Regions from separate parts of the Homo sapiens genome. Here region 1 is linked to region 2. Evidence: read pairs that join two places in POLR2A ChIA-PET (ENCODE). Cell type or tissue: OCI-LY7. All regions are shown on one strand. Each heading gives the region's core, and the rest is flanking DNA. Links, peaks and the distances in the headings are about the cores only.

Region 1 (8,203 bases), core at 2,276-7,275, 120 kb before region 2:
ACTAAAGTATATACAGATGTCCACAATGTTCCAGCCATGCAGAACATTTTATGCTTTATTCACGTACAGGAACATAACTTCATCCTTTAAAGCTTTTCTACCCTTCCCACAGATCTCTGAGATTGCTATTACCATCATTTTACTTAGAAAACCAAAGCTCAGAGAAATTTAAGTGCAAACAGCCAAGTTCTCACATCATACTCAATAACTCACCAAGCCTAGCTTTTGCCACATTGTGGAGCAATTGAACTCCATTTTTTTCCTTCTGTAACAGAAGGTAGGCCCTGTTTATGTGAGCTATGTCTCCTTTAATATGTTAACTAACTACATCTATGAATTTTCTTCCAGAAAGTTGTATTACAGGTGGAAGGAAATGTCTGAAGCAGGAGACTCCATAAAGAAATCACAACCAAACAATCAAATATAAAAACCCCACTTGGCAGAGGACAGTCTAGTAGGCCTTCTGTGTCTCCTTTTCTCTGGTTCTCTGGTACGTCAAGTGGCAAGACACAAGAAACGCCATGTGGTGCCACAAAATGATGGCAAACCTAGCACTACGGTACCCAAATTAACTCCTGGAATATGGCTTTGAAGCCTCAACATATATTCTGTTGGAGCAACGACAGTGTCCATAGTGAGTAGAGAAGTCCATCAAATGGATTACCTGTGAGATATAACCTGGAGGCACATGAATGGGAGGAATGGATCCATTGGGTGACATCATGGGAACTTCAGCAGGTCCTAAAACAGACGAGTCAGATGTTAATAGCTGAAGAAACATACATTATTCAAAATAATTAATGTTTTCAATGTACTATCCAAACTGAAGATAATTAATGACTTTGACAATTTGCTCTTCAAAAGTTGGTATATATTGCCTTAAAGCTAAACCTGAAACCATGAATGAAAAGGAATTCTCCAGCTATACAACTCAAAGAAAACAAACAAAAAACCCAAAACTATAAGTATCTTTATAAATATTTAATGATTCCCAAAACCTCAAGTTCCATAAACCAAGATTGCTCAGTTAGTAGTAGTGTAACAGAGTGGGGCAAAAAGTTTCTTTCTTTTTATTTGGCCTTTAAAAGAATGCATAATTAATCAATATTTAAACAAATCAATTATAAAATTATTTTTTATTCTGGTTTAGAAAGCTCCTATAGACTTTGCATTTATGATTTTCAGTTAGATTATTTTTAATAAATTACTGTAATATGCCATAATTTGAAATAGAAGAAATCCTTAAATTATTCCAAACCAACTGAATAAGGCAGGGGGAAAGAATACATTTTTTTTTTTTTTTTTTGAGACAGAGTTTCGCACTTGTCACCAAGGCTGGAGTATAATGGCGCGATCTCGGCTCACTGCAACCTCTGCCTCCCAGGTTCAAGCGATTATCCTGCCTCAGCCCCCCGAGTAGCTGGAATTACAGGTGCCCGCCACCACGCCCAGCTAATTTTTGTATTTTTAGTAGAGACGGGTTTCACTGTGTTGGCCAGGCTGGTCTTGAACTCCTGACCTCAAGACCCGCCTGCCTTGGCCTCCCAAAGTGCTGGGATTACAGCTGTGAGCCACCGTGCCAGGTCTAGATCATATTTTAAAATAAGGAACTATTAAAAATATGTATGCCAAATTTACATGGATTATTTCAAAGTAAAGTATTAAATTAACAAGAAATTTGTTTCAAAATAGGAAATTCAGTTTTCTGATCCACCATCTGGGATGGAACCACAAGCAACAGGCAGATTTTCATAAAAGTCCTTACAGGAAGAGCACCACTCTCAAGGTTGAACCCTTGGACACAACAGAAAATCCAAAGGCCAAGATCCAGAATAAAGAAGGAATTTCTCCTGATCAACAGAGACTGATCTTTGCTGGCAAGCAACTGAAGGATGAACATACTCTAACTACACATTCAAAAGGAGTCCGCTCTTCATCTTGTGTTGGGACTTCATAGAAGTAGTCATACCACTCCCAAGAAGAATAAACATAATAGAAAAAGATTAAGCTGGATGTCCTGAGATACAATAAGGTGGATGACAACAGCAAAATGAGTGGCCTTCATTAGCAGTGTCCTTCAGATGAATGTGATGCTGGAGTTTTTATGGCCAGCCACAAACAATTGACAGACATTATTGTGGCAAATATTGTCTGACTTACTGCTTCAACAAACCAGAAGACAAGGCTCAGCACTGTGGCTCACTTGAGCCCAGGAGTTTGAGACCAGCCTGGGCAACATAGCGAGATCCCATCTCTACAAAAAATAAAAAATTAGCTAGGCATGGTGGTGCGCGCCTGTGGTCCTAGCTACTTGGAAGGCTCAGGTGGGAGGATGGCTTGAGCCCAGGAGGTCGAGGCTGCAGTGAGTCAAGATCAAGCCACCATACTCCAGCCTGCGCACAGAGCAAGACCCTGTCTTCCCAAAAAAGTTTTTAAAAACAGAAGACAAGTAATTGTGTATGAGTTAATAAAAGACGTGAACAACAACAAATTAAATTCAATGAATGTTAATTACATGTCTAAGGCAAACAACAAATGGCAAAGGTTAACAGTTACCCAAGACATAGTTTTGAGTTAATATTTAATTACAAAGAAACTGGCTGTTGTTACATCAAAATCAACTTCAGACACCTTTCAAAGATCTAACGATTAAATAAATGGCTTCCCTAGAAGTGCAAGAACCTCATGGCCACTGGTTTTCTATTTGGTGGCTGGCTCGCCTATTTAGCAGCCCACCTCCCAAATGTCAATAGAAAACTATGTGTTTCTAGTCTGAGATGCGACTTCCTGGCTCCAAGTGCCTTGCATTGTTTATTTGCTTTATCCTAATGTATGTTGTGCTGTCGGCAATGAAAATTGCTCAGCTGGAACAAAAACCAAGAGAAATACAACACTTTATTTGGTAAAAGGCAGATCCTGCCATCCAGTGCTGCATTTAAACGTGCACACAATGCATCCTTCACTTCACAGTACAACCAGCGTTATGACCACTTCACAGGAGAGGACTCAGCAGGGGGAAAGGGACAGGGACACTGGTGAGCATATGAACAAGTCTGTGAAATAGGAAAAAAAACAGGAGCAGGGAAGAAAATTTGTATACTATTTATCTAACATTCCAAATGCCAACCGTTCAATCCAAATTCATGGATAATATACCAAATCACTCAACTATCTGGTCATCTCTGTAACTGTAAAAAGTAAACACAGCAGTCTCTCACATGCTAACACATTGGCAATAATTTAAAGCAAAAGAAGAGAATGGCATAAAAATCGATCATTGCATGACCCCATTTAATTCTTAAGTATAATTTAAACGAATACATCCACCAATCGCTGAAGGCTTTGGTTTCCAAATCCATTTTTCTTGTCAGCCTCAGCATTTTTGACACAGCCAACGAGAGAGTTGTGTATTTACTTAATATTTGTATTTGAATTGACTCATTAAAAATAAATCATAAACAATGATGTCTGCCCCATCCTGAGCAGTATCTGTGAAATTCAAGGGCTGATGTACACAGCTCAATGGAGCAGATGTTAAGAGTGTGATCTGCCTGGTTTTATTCCCCAGCTCACTATTCACACTGGTTGCGTGACCTTGAACAATTCACTTAGCCTTTCTGAACCTTACTTCCTAATAGTCATAAGTGAGAATAACAATTCTTACTTCATATGGTCAGGTTTAAAGATGAAATTCATTACACGCAAAAGCGCTTAGAGCAGTGCATGGCACAATAATCACTCATCAAAATGTTACTAGTTATCATTATTCTTTACAATGCTTTTTATAATTTTATAGATAGTTTTGGTTGCTTTTTAAATTTTTTTTTGTTACTATTACAAGTAGTAAAGCTTTTTAATATTCCACACCCATGCAACATAAAATCAACAAGTATACACTTGGTACAACATTGACTTAGGGAACAATCCTTCCTCATTAGGTAAAAATAAAATGTTTCACAGTACAGAGTGTGAACAGAGGTGCTACCATCTCAATAAAGTATTGCTTTTTAATCACCAAAACGTATACCATGCAAATAGTCTCTTAACCCCAGGCATGACCCCTAAAACTGTTAAAGTCATTTGTGTAAAATGCTTTAAAGAATGTAGGACAAGCATGTGATTTACAGCTAGAAAAGGTTTTCTTCACAGTCTTGATTTCAAGAGTAGCCAAATGACTTTAACATGCTTGTTCCCCCTTTTGTCACTGTCATCAAAACTATTTCAAAGGACATTTAAAAATATGCACTAATAGTTTCCAAAACTCCACCTTGCCTTAGAACCCCAAGTTCCTCTCCTTTCTGAAATAAACCATTGCATCTATAGGCAATTTGGAGTTTAAAAGCTAGCAAAATAAAATCTCATTCACCATAGTGGTACGAAAAGAAGTTATTGTCTTCCTAAACATTTATTTCCCAATCTGTGAGTTTACTATCTCTGCTGAACTGTGTTTGAGAATGCCCAATATTATTGTAATCTTTCCCTAATTAAAACACTAATTTCTCTTCGTAAAGTTCCTAAAAGTCTGCTAGCAATTGTTAATGAATTGAATTTTCATTTACTTAAACCTTGAACCAGAAAGGTTGGAGAGCCGCTTTATTATTCAATCAATGGTAATTAATGCAATGATTGTATGACAGTATTCACACATCAAAGAGACAAAAGGAAAGACCAGCAACATTGTATTCTTAGGACCACACAAGCTCTTGGAGAGCTCCTGAGCCTCCACCAAGGCTGCAAGATCATTCTGCCTCATCCTCTGTTTCTTCCCTGCTACCAGGGATCCCCAAGAGCAGGGGCGCCCAATCCCCAGGCCACGGACCACTATTGGTTTGTGGCCAGTTAGGAAATGGGCTGCACAGCAGGAGATGAACAGTGGGCAAGCGAGCATTACTGCCTGAGCTCTGCCTCCTGTCAGATCGGCAGCGGCATTAGATTCCTAATCAGCAGCGAACCCTATCGTGAAGAGGGATCTAGGCTGTGTGCTCCTTATGAGAATCTAACTAATGCCTGATGATCTGAGGTGGAACAGTTTCATTCTGAAACAGCCCCCCTCACCCCCAATCCGTGGAAAAATTGTCTTCCACAAAAACGGTCCCTGGTGCCAAAAAGGTTGGGAACTGCTGACCTAGAGCTCACACATCTCAGATGCTATCTTCACAACATTCACCCATTCTGGGAGCAGACAGAACCAGACTGATTAGGTGAATTACAAATAAAGTTTGGAAGTCTGAAATGGTGGAAACTGGGAATCCAGGGTACAAATCATCATTTAAACAAGTCTTAGAAAAAGATCAGCTATAAACTAATCAATTATACTATAATTTCAGGCACTTTTAAATGGTATTTTTATCATCTGAGTATTCATGTGCTTGTCTATAATCTGATAATGAATTCATAGAATTATTGTGCTTGTCTATAAACTGGTACTTGTGTGTCTAAACGGCTATTTTTCAACAATAGCCATTAGCTGCAATAGATCACATTTTTTCCTAATTGATTTAAATATCATCTTGCTCAAAAAGGATGTAAAGGAGTTGACATCACAACATAGCAAGATGAAAATAAGGCAAAGATGAAATAATGATGTGATAAAATCTAATTTATCCTATAAAAGTGACCCTTCAGTCTTTTTAAATAGCTGAGGAACAGAAATTCTTGCTGGCAGAAGTAGCCATAAGGCCACAGCTAGTAGGTAAACAGATAATAATGGTGAAAGTAATTATCAGAACAAATGGTCTAAATACAAGTACATTTAAGCTGTTTGCAATGGGTCTAAGACTGCATACAAAATGTGAGGTCTTCTGATGAATCTCATAAATGTCTAATGATGAATCTGCAATCATTCATGGTGACTCAAGACTCTTACACAAGCTAAGAGATAATGTAGGCACTTTGGTTAGCCTTGACATTCTTTTTTTTTTTTAAATTATTCAACACTGATTAATCCCACAAGGGAACTAAAAGGAAGACAAAGAAAATAAAGCACAGATGCTAACTTTAAAGAAATTCGAACTCTGCTGCAGTGGTTCTTCAACTTCAGTGTGCATCCACATCATCTAGAGCGTTTCTTAAAATACAAATTGCTAGGCCCCACTTCGCACAGTGTCAGAATCAGAAAGTTCAGAGGGAACCTCCAAGAATGAGTATTTCTAACAAGGTCCCAGGTGGTATGGATGCTGCTGTCTAGGGACCATGCTTTGATAAGCTCTGACTTCATGAGACAGAAGACTATAAGAACCAGACTTTCCACCAACATCAGGAACTAGACAAGGATGTCCACTTTCATCACTGAGATTCAACATTGTACTGGAAGTTCTAGCCAGAACAATTAGGCAAGAAAAAGAAAGGCATCCAAATTGGAAGAAGTAAAACTTATCTACTCACATATGACATATCCCAACGTATAGAAAATCTCAAAGATCCCACAAAAAAAATTACTAGAGCTAGCACACTAATTCAGTAAACCTGCAAGGTATAATATCTGCACAAAAAAAGCCAATTGTGTTTCTACACACCAGGAATGAACAATCAGAAAATTAAGAAAACAATTCCAATCATAACAGCATCCAAAAGAATAAAATACCTGGTGATAAATTTAATCAATGGAGTGAATGGTCTATATACTGAAACTACAAAACACTGCTAAATAGTAGCATGAAAAAGAAGATTTATTTATTTTTTTTTAATAGAGCCAGAGTCTCACTATATTGCCCAGGCTGATCTCAAACTCCTGGGGCTCAAGTGATATTCCTCGGCCTCCAAAGTACTGGGATTACAGGCATGAGCCACCACACCCAGCCATGGAAGATTTATTATTAAGCTAGCAATAATACTCAAAGTGATCTAGAGTCAATGTAATCCTATCAAAATTCCAGGGACTCCAAATAGACAAAAAGAATGAACTTGGACCCCTATCTCATATCATATACAAAAATCAACTCAAAATGGATCATAGACCTACTTATAGAAGCTTAAAAAAAATAAAACTCTTAGAAGAAAACAGAAGTAAATCTTCATGACACTGCATTTGGCAACAGATCTATAGACACCAAAAGTACAAGCAACAAAAGACAGATAAAATGAACTTCATCAAAATTAGAAACTTTTGTGCATCAAAAGACATAACTAGGAAAATGAAAACACATCCTATAGAATGGGAAAAATATTTACAAATCATATTTGATAAGGGACTTGTATCCAGAATATATGAAGAACTCTCACAACTCAACAAAAAGACAAACAACCCTACTTAAAAATGGCTAAAGGAATTGAATAGACATTTCTCCAAAGATAATATGTAAATAGCCAACACACAAACACATGCACACACATAAGAAGATGCTCAACATCATCAGTCATGAGGAAAATACAAATCAAAACCATGATGAGATACCACTTCACACACACTAGGATGGCTATTAAAAGACACACACACACACACACAGAAAATAACAAGTGTTGACAAAGTTGTGGAGAAATTGGAAACTTGTACACTGCTGGTAGGAAGTAAACAGAAACTGTGGAAAACTGTACCACTTCCTCAAAGTTAAATGTAAAATTACCTTATGACCCACCAATTCCACTTTTACTTGTATTAGGTTGGTGCAAAAGTAACTGTGTTTTTTGCCATTGAAAGTAATATATCCAAGAGAATTGCAAACACATAAACAAACACATCTACAGGCATGTTCACAGCAGCCTGTACATGTGTTCATGTTCACAATACTCAAAAGATAGAAAGAGCTGAAATGTCCATCAGGAGAAGGATGGATAAAATGTGTACAAACCATAGAATACTACTCCACCATAAAAAGGAATGAAGCACTAATACAAGCTACAATGCTGATAAAGCTTGAAAGCATTAGGATCAGACCCAAAAGATCACCCATATTGTGTGATTCCACTTACACGAAATATTCAGAATAAATAAATCTACAGAAACAGAACTCAGATTGGTGGTTGCCAAAGGCTGAGGCAGGAGGGTGGGTGGAAGGTTTGCAGGACTGAGGAGCATCCGCTCAATGGGTACAGCTTTTTGGGGTGATGAAAAACGTTTTGGAAACAGAGGTAGTGGTTGCATAACATTGTGAATAGGTGTATTTACTTAATGAGTTAATTTTATGTTTTATGCATTTCACCTTAACAAAAAAAGAATTGAAAAATTATGCAAATAACCAAAGAAAGATAAGGTAGTAAAACTGGG
Region 2 (8,203 bases), core at 1,685-6,684:
TCCTCATTAGAAAAACCTCTTTCCTTCTTGATCAATGCTGGCTTTGAAAGGTTGACTGATGTTTCAAGACCTAGAAACTCTGAAAATAGTTGTCATTTCTAGCCTTTCAGCAAAACCAGAAACTGCTTTTGATAATAACCATGGAAACACCAACAGCATCAACAAAAGGAAAAAAATTTCATTAAAACAAAATAGAAACACAATGTGATCTTCTTTACCTCTGAAATTCTGGGAAAATCTGCTCATCCATCAACACACACCTGACTGTTTTGACCACTTCCCTGCTACTGTGAGAATATGGCTTTTCTTTCTCTTCCCAGTAACACTACACCAATGCCTTGGCATTGGCTCTGCCCATGTGGAATTAGCATGTCGCCATTATGAACCTGATGTGGGACACTGCCATTGGACAGGAGAAACCTAGAGGTTGTTTTAGTGCTTTTCCTTGAGCTAATCGCTCCTGTACACTTCAGGCAAACATTCCCCTTTGCTTTTTAAAAAATCAAATTAAGTAGCACAAAAAAAGGATATGGAGAGGGACTAAGAACTGTTATTAGAATTTTTCACATCCCCTATGCTAAAAAAAACTTTGGAAAAAAAAAAAAAAACTATAGTGGACAGGCTCCAGCACTGAGTATTGGAAAACATGAGTTCTAATCTGGGATTTGTCAATAAAATAATTAGCTCTGAACTTCAGTAATTAATTTCCTCTTATAAAATGACAATATTATAGATTAGCCCTTAAGGTTCCTTTCTGATCTTAAGGGAGTATGTTTCCTCCCTTCAATACCAATTGCTTACCCTGCATACCTAATATTGATTAAACTAAAGCTTAAAAAAAGACACATAAAAAAACTTCTAAAAACCTGTTTCCTTCATTTAAGTACAGCTTGAGCCTTCTGCATAAAAGGAAGAATCTAAGTAAAATGTTGAGAAAAGAATGTATTGAGCACACAGTGCTGATAATCACTGTGTTTTTATGCCAATAAAATCTAATTTTACAGCTGAGTTCTATACAGCTGTGCAAGAAAGACTCTTGCCATGGCTTGCCACTTGAAGGAAAGAAGGAGTGGTGATAATTGTTCATGCAGAAAAACCTCTTGAGACATGAGCAGTACCTGGAGGTATGTGCCCAGCTGCTTGGTTGAGGCACAAACAGTCTGGAATTTGCCTTCTTGTCTGATATGTGTTCATTAGTGAAGTAAAATCACAGTTGTCTGAAAAAGTTCTTAACCTTAAAAACGTTCTTGCGTTTTACATCCAATTATAAGCATAAAAGATTTAGTCGGGAGCATTTAAATCCACAGAGAAATCCTGTGAAACTGAGTTTTTTAGATTAAAAACACCACCACTTCAGATTAAAATAAATACTAGGTTCAAGCAACAAGCCCAAAGGAACCATCCACTGTGCCCTTAAGTGCAAAAAGGGGATGGATGTCCCTATTGTATAGGCCCTGCCTTCAAGAATCCATAGATGCTTTTTAAACATTTTTGGCTTGGCATAATTTTAAATTTGGCAAAGCAGAGTCATGTCTGAACTCAAATCTAATGTACAGGAAAGCACTATTTTCTCGGGGAGAAAAATCCATATATATAAGGATTATGAGTAAAAATTACATGTAATTTGAGGCTGCTTCCGTAAACCCCTATTAATATAAAGAGGTTGCTTCCATAGCAGCCCGACATACCCCAAATTTTACAGAAACATAAAAACTAAATGGAAAAAAATTACATCACTATATATACACAATCTCTTGACCTCAGATCCACATCCTCACATAATACCAGCTCAGTTTTGCAAATATTAACTAAAAGGGAAAGGGGGCTTATCTACAAAAAAAGTTTACCAACCAAAGGTTCGTTTGCTTTGTTCGTTGTTTTTAAGTGGTATTTACATAAGCTTGCAGACGTAATTAACCATTTTTATTAGAACACTTAGATTCCAGGTACACTCATATCACAATACATCTCACACCCTGACATCCCAAGGATGACAGTCAAGTATCTACAAGGAAACATGCCAAAGCTATGAGCCCTTATTCTCACACATACCCAAGCTAACCTGGTCACAGCATCCAAACATGGGAATAACTGAAAATATAGATTTTCAGTGAAATTTGAAATGTTATGTGTTTCTGTAAGACAGTGAGAGAAAAGTCTACAGAACTGTAGTCAGATAGTGAAAAACATCACTTCTAAAGCCCCTTGAGGAAGTCTAATTCTAATCTGCACGGGGAGGTGGAAAGAGACAGGAAGTCAGAACACATGCTCCTCCTCCCCAGCGCCAGAAGCTCACGCTTTACCCAGCCCTTGCCCAGACCTTGGGCACTACACCTGCCTGGCACCCCACAGCACTTTGACAGGTCCCACTGCTTTTCAGGACTGTGGTTCAAGGTTTTCCTATGTAAGCTCTCTGTGTCTTAGTTTCTTTATGTATAATATGAATGATATGGCTGCTTAAGTACATGACTTCCAGATAGCCCTTTAATAAGATCCAAAATGTATTTTATTGTTCTATTTGTAGAGATCTATTACGAATCAAATTCACATTTGTGCATCAATTTGGGCACCTAAGAGACATGCATAACACCCTTGAATAGAAGAAAAAAAAAATGTGTTGCAAGCACCAAACAACTGATTGCTTTCTGGAAAGATGTGGAGGAAGAGCTTTGAAGCTGCTATTTCAGCCTGCTGGGGCAAAGGCACTGTTTGGGGCACCTGCACACTAATTCTTACCTAGCATCAAAACATCCTATGAAGTAGCTGGTATTGTCCATTTACAAATATAGTAACTAAGGCTAAAGAAATAATTTTCCCAAAGAGACTCAGAAAGTGATAATGAAAAGTCCATGCTCTTAGCGAGCTAATTGTAACATCTAAGAATCTGACAACAAAACCCAAGTAGAAGAGCTGGCTAAAATTTATATATAGGTTAGTGAGTTTTAAAGACTAGATAAAACAAGCACATGGTACAAAACAGAAAAGGTATCAAAAGGTAACTTTCAAAGACAACCCATGAGAGTACATCTCCCTCCTAAGGAGTGCTTGGTTCCCCTCCACAAAGGCTACAATTGAGTTTTTGGTGCTTCCTTACCAAAATGCAGACTTAATAATTTTTAGAGCACATTTTAAAGTAGCTTAAGGAAGATGAAGCAAATCCATTATACTACCATTTAGCCTAGATGGTTTAAAATTAGAGGGGGGAAAAAACTAGCAGAAACCAAATTATAAATTGCTAAAGTTATGTCTTCCATGGTGATTTTAATGAAATGTGCCATGATTAAACACAAAAGCAAAATTATTTCCAAAGGGCAGCAAGTTATTGATGAAGAGACTGCTAGAGTAATATCTTTGGTACAAAGGGTTTCAAGATTCTATTAATTTTAAGTAACTACTGTAAAATAAGTATAAAGCAGGTTGAAGGCTTCTCCCTTTAATAATAACAATATTCCAAAAGAAGGACCTAGCTGAAAGGTACCTTATAAAATAACATCAAACAAAAGAACTTGAAAAAAGGTAATCAACCATTGTGTTAACCAGATATTTACTGTGTACCCACTTTGTGGTGGCACTGTGCTAGAATTCTAGGGTTCTAGAAATAAAGGCATAAGGTTAAATAGCATTACAATGAAATGTTATACTCAGTTAACTAAAAACGAATCTGCATTGGACACTTCTGACGAAATACCACACAAAGTCAACAGACCTCCATGCTCTACGAAACCTTTCATCTGAGATAAGCCCCAATGTCTAAATTTGGTTTCCCAGCTGTGGCCTCTTTTCTAGACTTTGAAATCTGACAGGTGTTACAGAAGGTGAATTTGTCTTCAAAACATACCCCATGCCTTAACCTTCATTTCTGATCAGCCAGGAGGATACTAAAATTTTTTGTTTAATCAGCTCGTATAGAATTCAATCATGTTTATTTTACACACTCAGTTTTGTTTAACTGAACCGATGTTATGAAACATTCATTATAAGGAAAAGAATCTGTACCATTAAACATCACTGACAGTTCCTCCTATTTATACTTAAATATATATTTCAAAGATTTCTGACATAAGCAATTGTAGATATTGGTTCAAATATTTTTTCAAAAAATTATCTGATTCTCACTCCTGCATGGTTGGGGGGATGGAAATCAGTAAGAACACTGTCTGATACATTGAAAATCAGTTTAGAACTGTTTTTTATTAACTAAAGGCAAGTTATTTCTTGAGAAATATTACATTTAATGACATTCTCATAAGCAGCTTTGTTTTTCACTTAATGTGACCGAACATAAAGCAAATACCAGGTGTTACTTAGAGCTCAGAAGAGACCGAAACAGAAATTTCACATGAAATGACAACAGTTAACAAACAAACAAATTAGCAGGTGCAAAGACATACTGTGTAAGGGAATATCTATTTACTATTTCAGATTAGCTCATTATGATAAAATTTTAATATAAAGTATGTATATAGTCATATTACTAATTCAGATAAACATTTTGAAAACATAAAAATGCAAAATTCTCTAGAAAAATATTTTCTCTCGACAGAAAACTGTCGCACACCAGAGAATTAAGGAGATTTGTTTTATTTAATAGATAAGAATGATAATTGGTATATATATGGCTTATACGCAAATAGGTGAATTTCAGTGTTTGAAAGCATGGTGCTTGCCTATATTCTAAACACTGCCTGTGAACAATGACATTAATTTATACTAATACAATTTGTTAAGAAAAAGTAAGCAGCTACATCCATTCATTTAAGAAATACCTATTTAGTTTCTCCTCTGTGCAAGACACTCTTCTGTGCTGAAGTTACACAAATTCTAAATTTAAGGAATTCATTAACGGGTTTTAAAATTTTTCCAGAAAAATCTTTTTAAATTTCAGCTTTGGTATAAAAGGCATGTTCTCCAATTCAATTTTAGTACTTCTCCTTATATGAACACAAAAGACACACACAAAATATTTTTCAGTTAATGTCACCAATAAACTCAAAGAAGCAGAATGAAAAACACAAGTAACATTTTAGGATTATTAATGGTTTTGATGTCATGAACCCCCAAGAGGGTCTTAGGAGTACCCAAGGGTCTCCCAGACGACACTTTGAGAGTTGTTGCTCCACACAAGCAAGTTATACGTAAAAACATAAAAAAAACAGATTGCTGTCCCTCCTTTATACTTTCTATTATACAACTAGAGTTCACCTGACAGGGTCTAAAGGAAGAACAAATTAATCCAAATTAAGAGGTATTCTAATTCTACCACAGATGTCTCTCTCCAGGACTTTATGCCACACTCATTAGAGAACATTTGTGAGGCAAATTCATTTGGTAAATCATGAGAGCAGAAAAGCAGGCTGGAGGGCTAAGAAAACTGATGTTGGGGGCCAGGTACTTCCTGCTGGGGCTGTCAGCAGAGTACAGGAGAGGTGGAGACTTGACACCCATAAATCCAGGCCTGTTAGATGGGGATCCCCGTGCAATCTCTCCTGTAATCAGACTCATGCCCCAGATTCAAAGCAAATGATCAAACACTAAGGAAGTAACGACAAATAATATTGTGTTGCCATTCTTAAGGAAGAATCATATCTGCTCTGATCTCTAGACCTTCATTTACTGCTCAATGAGCCCATTTTAAGTCCCGCCATGATTTGATCTAGTATTTTCTAGGGTCATTCATTTATTTATGTCTTTCATCAAAGAACCCAAAAGAAGTCTTCCAAAGCATAAAGAGAACTTTTAAAATGAGAACCTCAAGTTTCAAATATAGACAAAGGAATTAGTAGGACATTGAAATTCAGTTCCTAGAGCAACAAATTAGCAAAATCAAAATATGCCACAGCTAATTGATTTGCATTCAACAAACAGATGAGAGACTTCCCTTTCATTTTTAAAAATAGATTTAACAAGCATATTAATTTTCCACTGGCCGCTATAAATAAATGGAACTCCAAAATATCTTTCTTTGCGAAGGCGTTTGCTCTAGCCAGTCACTGTTAGCCTGACCCTGAGTGGAATGTGTATTTACATTGCCGAGAGGCAGCATTGTGTGCTGGTGGGAAACCACTTCTCACAAACCTCCCATTCAACCGAGGACTCCACAATAGGTACTCACACAGGAAGCACGCCTTGCAAAGAGCACCTCTGCCATTCCAGAAAGAATTTTCCAAGGCAGCAAGGATGGTGGACCACTATAAATGCCATGTTCACAGGCCCTAACTGCCTACACTTCAGGGTCAACAAAGCCAGTGTTGTTCACAACCATTCCCCCGAGTTCTTCCCAAGGTGAAGGGGAAACTCAACAATTCCATTTCATTTTTCTAGATAATCTCTCAGGGTATTGCTTTGTTTTTCTTTAAAAAAAAAATACTAAGCCATAATTGTTTTTCTCAAATATTCTGGAAAGTACTCCCAAGAATCTACTGCTTTTTCAAAGCCAACTGAAAGGTGTTAACATTGAATGTGCAATTTTTAAAAAATCAAAACTTCAAATATTACTTCATAACTCCACTGATTCCTTAAATACCGATTCCTTAAATACCTTAAATACCGACCACTGTGTTTAACTGCAAAGCCAAAAAATTATTTTAACTCCTCAACTAGAAAAGCATGTACTGTCAGTAGTATCATGTTAACAATGACTTCTGTACAGGTACATGCAGGAAATCAAGACAATGGTGACTGCTTACACATGCCATCAAATCAACTGGTGAATGAAAAATGAAATTAATAAATAGATTTTGGCAATTCAATACTAAACTACTAGCCTCAGGGTTTGGCTTTTTCCTCCATACTTGAGCATGTAAGGAAGTACAACCTGGTTCTTTAAAAAAATGTGTTGATTAAATTCTCAATACCCCAACTTCCCAACCTGTACAAGAAAAGAGGCAGCTGCTTCCAACAGTGTTATCTTACGGCCATTAAATAAGTTAATAATATTGGGCAAAGGGCAACTCTTCTGGCTTATTTTTCTCATTTCTTAAAAAAAAAAAAAAATTTCTTGCAGCTCCAGCTCAAAGGATTATTTCTCAAATTAAAGGACTGAATTCCATGACCAATGCCCCTGCCAGTTCTACTAATCTATCAATTTGGGTATAATAATAAAGAATATCACAAGTAATACATACATCTCAAGGATTTACTGGAAGTCTACTTAAGGCAGCTGCTGTAAAATAAAAGATATGTGTATCCATGCCCATCATAAATAATACCATTTACTAGTGTCAGGAAGTTGCTTTTACAACATAGAAAAAGTAAACCAGACTATGAGGAAGTGTTCACAATAGAATGCTTAGTGCAATTTACACAGTCAGATTATATATGTATACACAATTTTTTAAAAGACTGAAATGAAATAGAACCAAAATGTTAATGCTTAACTTATGGATAATAGAATAACGAATAAGTTGTATTTTTCTTTTGAACTTGCTATATTTTTTAAAATATTCTACAATGAGCATCTATAATTTGTATAATGATATAAGTTAACTTTTTTAAGAAAACATAATTCAATTTACTTTGCACCATGTGATTGTTTAAATTTTTGTGAGGAAATACTTTCAAACCACCACATACAAAGAGACCTAAAGAATACAGGTTTTATCCAAGTCTCACAGAACTAATCGTCACCATTCTACTCTGGCTGTGGGACACAACAATGGAAGAACATCTGTGGTTAAGTAATAGATTTGGTAACATTTACAAAACCAGCCCTAAGGTCATGTTTGCTGAGTAATCCTTAGATTAGGCATGCTCACTAGGACCAACCCAAACAGCTAAAAAAGAGGGGTGGGGGAAGCAGGTTCCACAGCCTTACTTTTTTTAGATAACAAGTGCTCCATAAAATCCTCTTCCAACTGCCAAAATAAATCAAACTTTCTGGGTGGAGAACTCGCTGTCAATCAAATGGGAATCAGCAAAGATAAACCTAATAATAGAATCTGTTACATACTTACTTAGCTGTACTAACTATGCTAGTCTCTAACTAGCACAAAAGACTTCAAAAGCTCTTGCTTGAAAAGTACAGGGTGGGGTCAGAGATTTCCTTAGGAGCTGGCAAGCCTCATTCTTTAACAGTGGAAAAGTAACTACCCACTCTTATCTTTATGGGTTCTTTCCAGCCCACCCGCCCTCATCCCATACCTTTTAAAAATATTTGGCCCGTATTTTTATTCCCACATTCCTATGCGTTATAGCGTATAATACA

The links. ChIA-PET counts read pairs that join two places held together with the same protein. Peaks named below come from ENCODE experiments on the same cell type or tissue, not always from the same donor. Only the 100,000 strongest peaks of a DNase experiment are listed, where the experiment ranks them.
Region 1: POLR2A ChIA-PET joins it to region 2 with 6 read pairs; 2 of 35 experiments call an interaction of 5 or more read pairs at or near these places.

The regions. Positions count from the first base shown.
Region 1 is chr3:172,219,409-172,227,611 of GRCh38, reverse strand. It overlaps FNDC3B (fibronectin type III domain containing 3B), which reads right to left. Exons shown (of 26, transcript NM_022763.4): 4 at 665-741. It also overlaps the pseudogene RPS27AP8. Among named protein-coding and RNA genes, the nearest start is that of FNDC3B, 180 kb to the right of the region's middle. RefSeq lists a silencer at 3,499-3,793 and an enhancer at 4,336-4,839. In OCI-LY7, for the core only: no CTCF peak of the experiment used is centred there; no DNase peak of the experiment used is centred there.
Region 2 is chr3:172,096,807-172,105,009 of GRCh38, reverse strand. The region is part of intron 1 of FNDC3B (fibronectin type III domain containing 3B); the gene reads right to left. Among named protein-coding and RNA genes, the nearest start is that of FNDC3B, 61 kb to the right of the region's middle. RefSeq lists enhancers at 966-1,165, 1,731-1,875 and a cis regulatory region at 1,797-1,810. In OCI-LY7, for the core only: no CTCF peak of the experiment used is centred there; DNase peaks (open chromatin) are centred at 2,259, 2,699, 3,759, 4,309 and 1 weaker place; H3K4me3 peaks cover 3,667 bases; H3K27ac peaks cover 4,849 bases.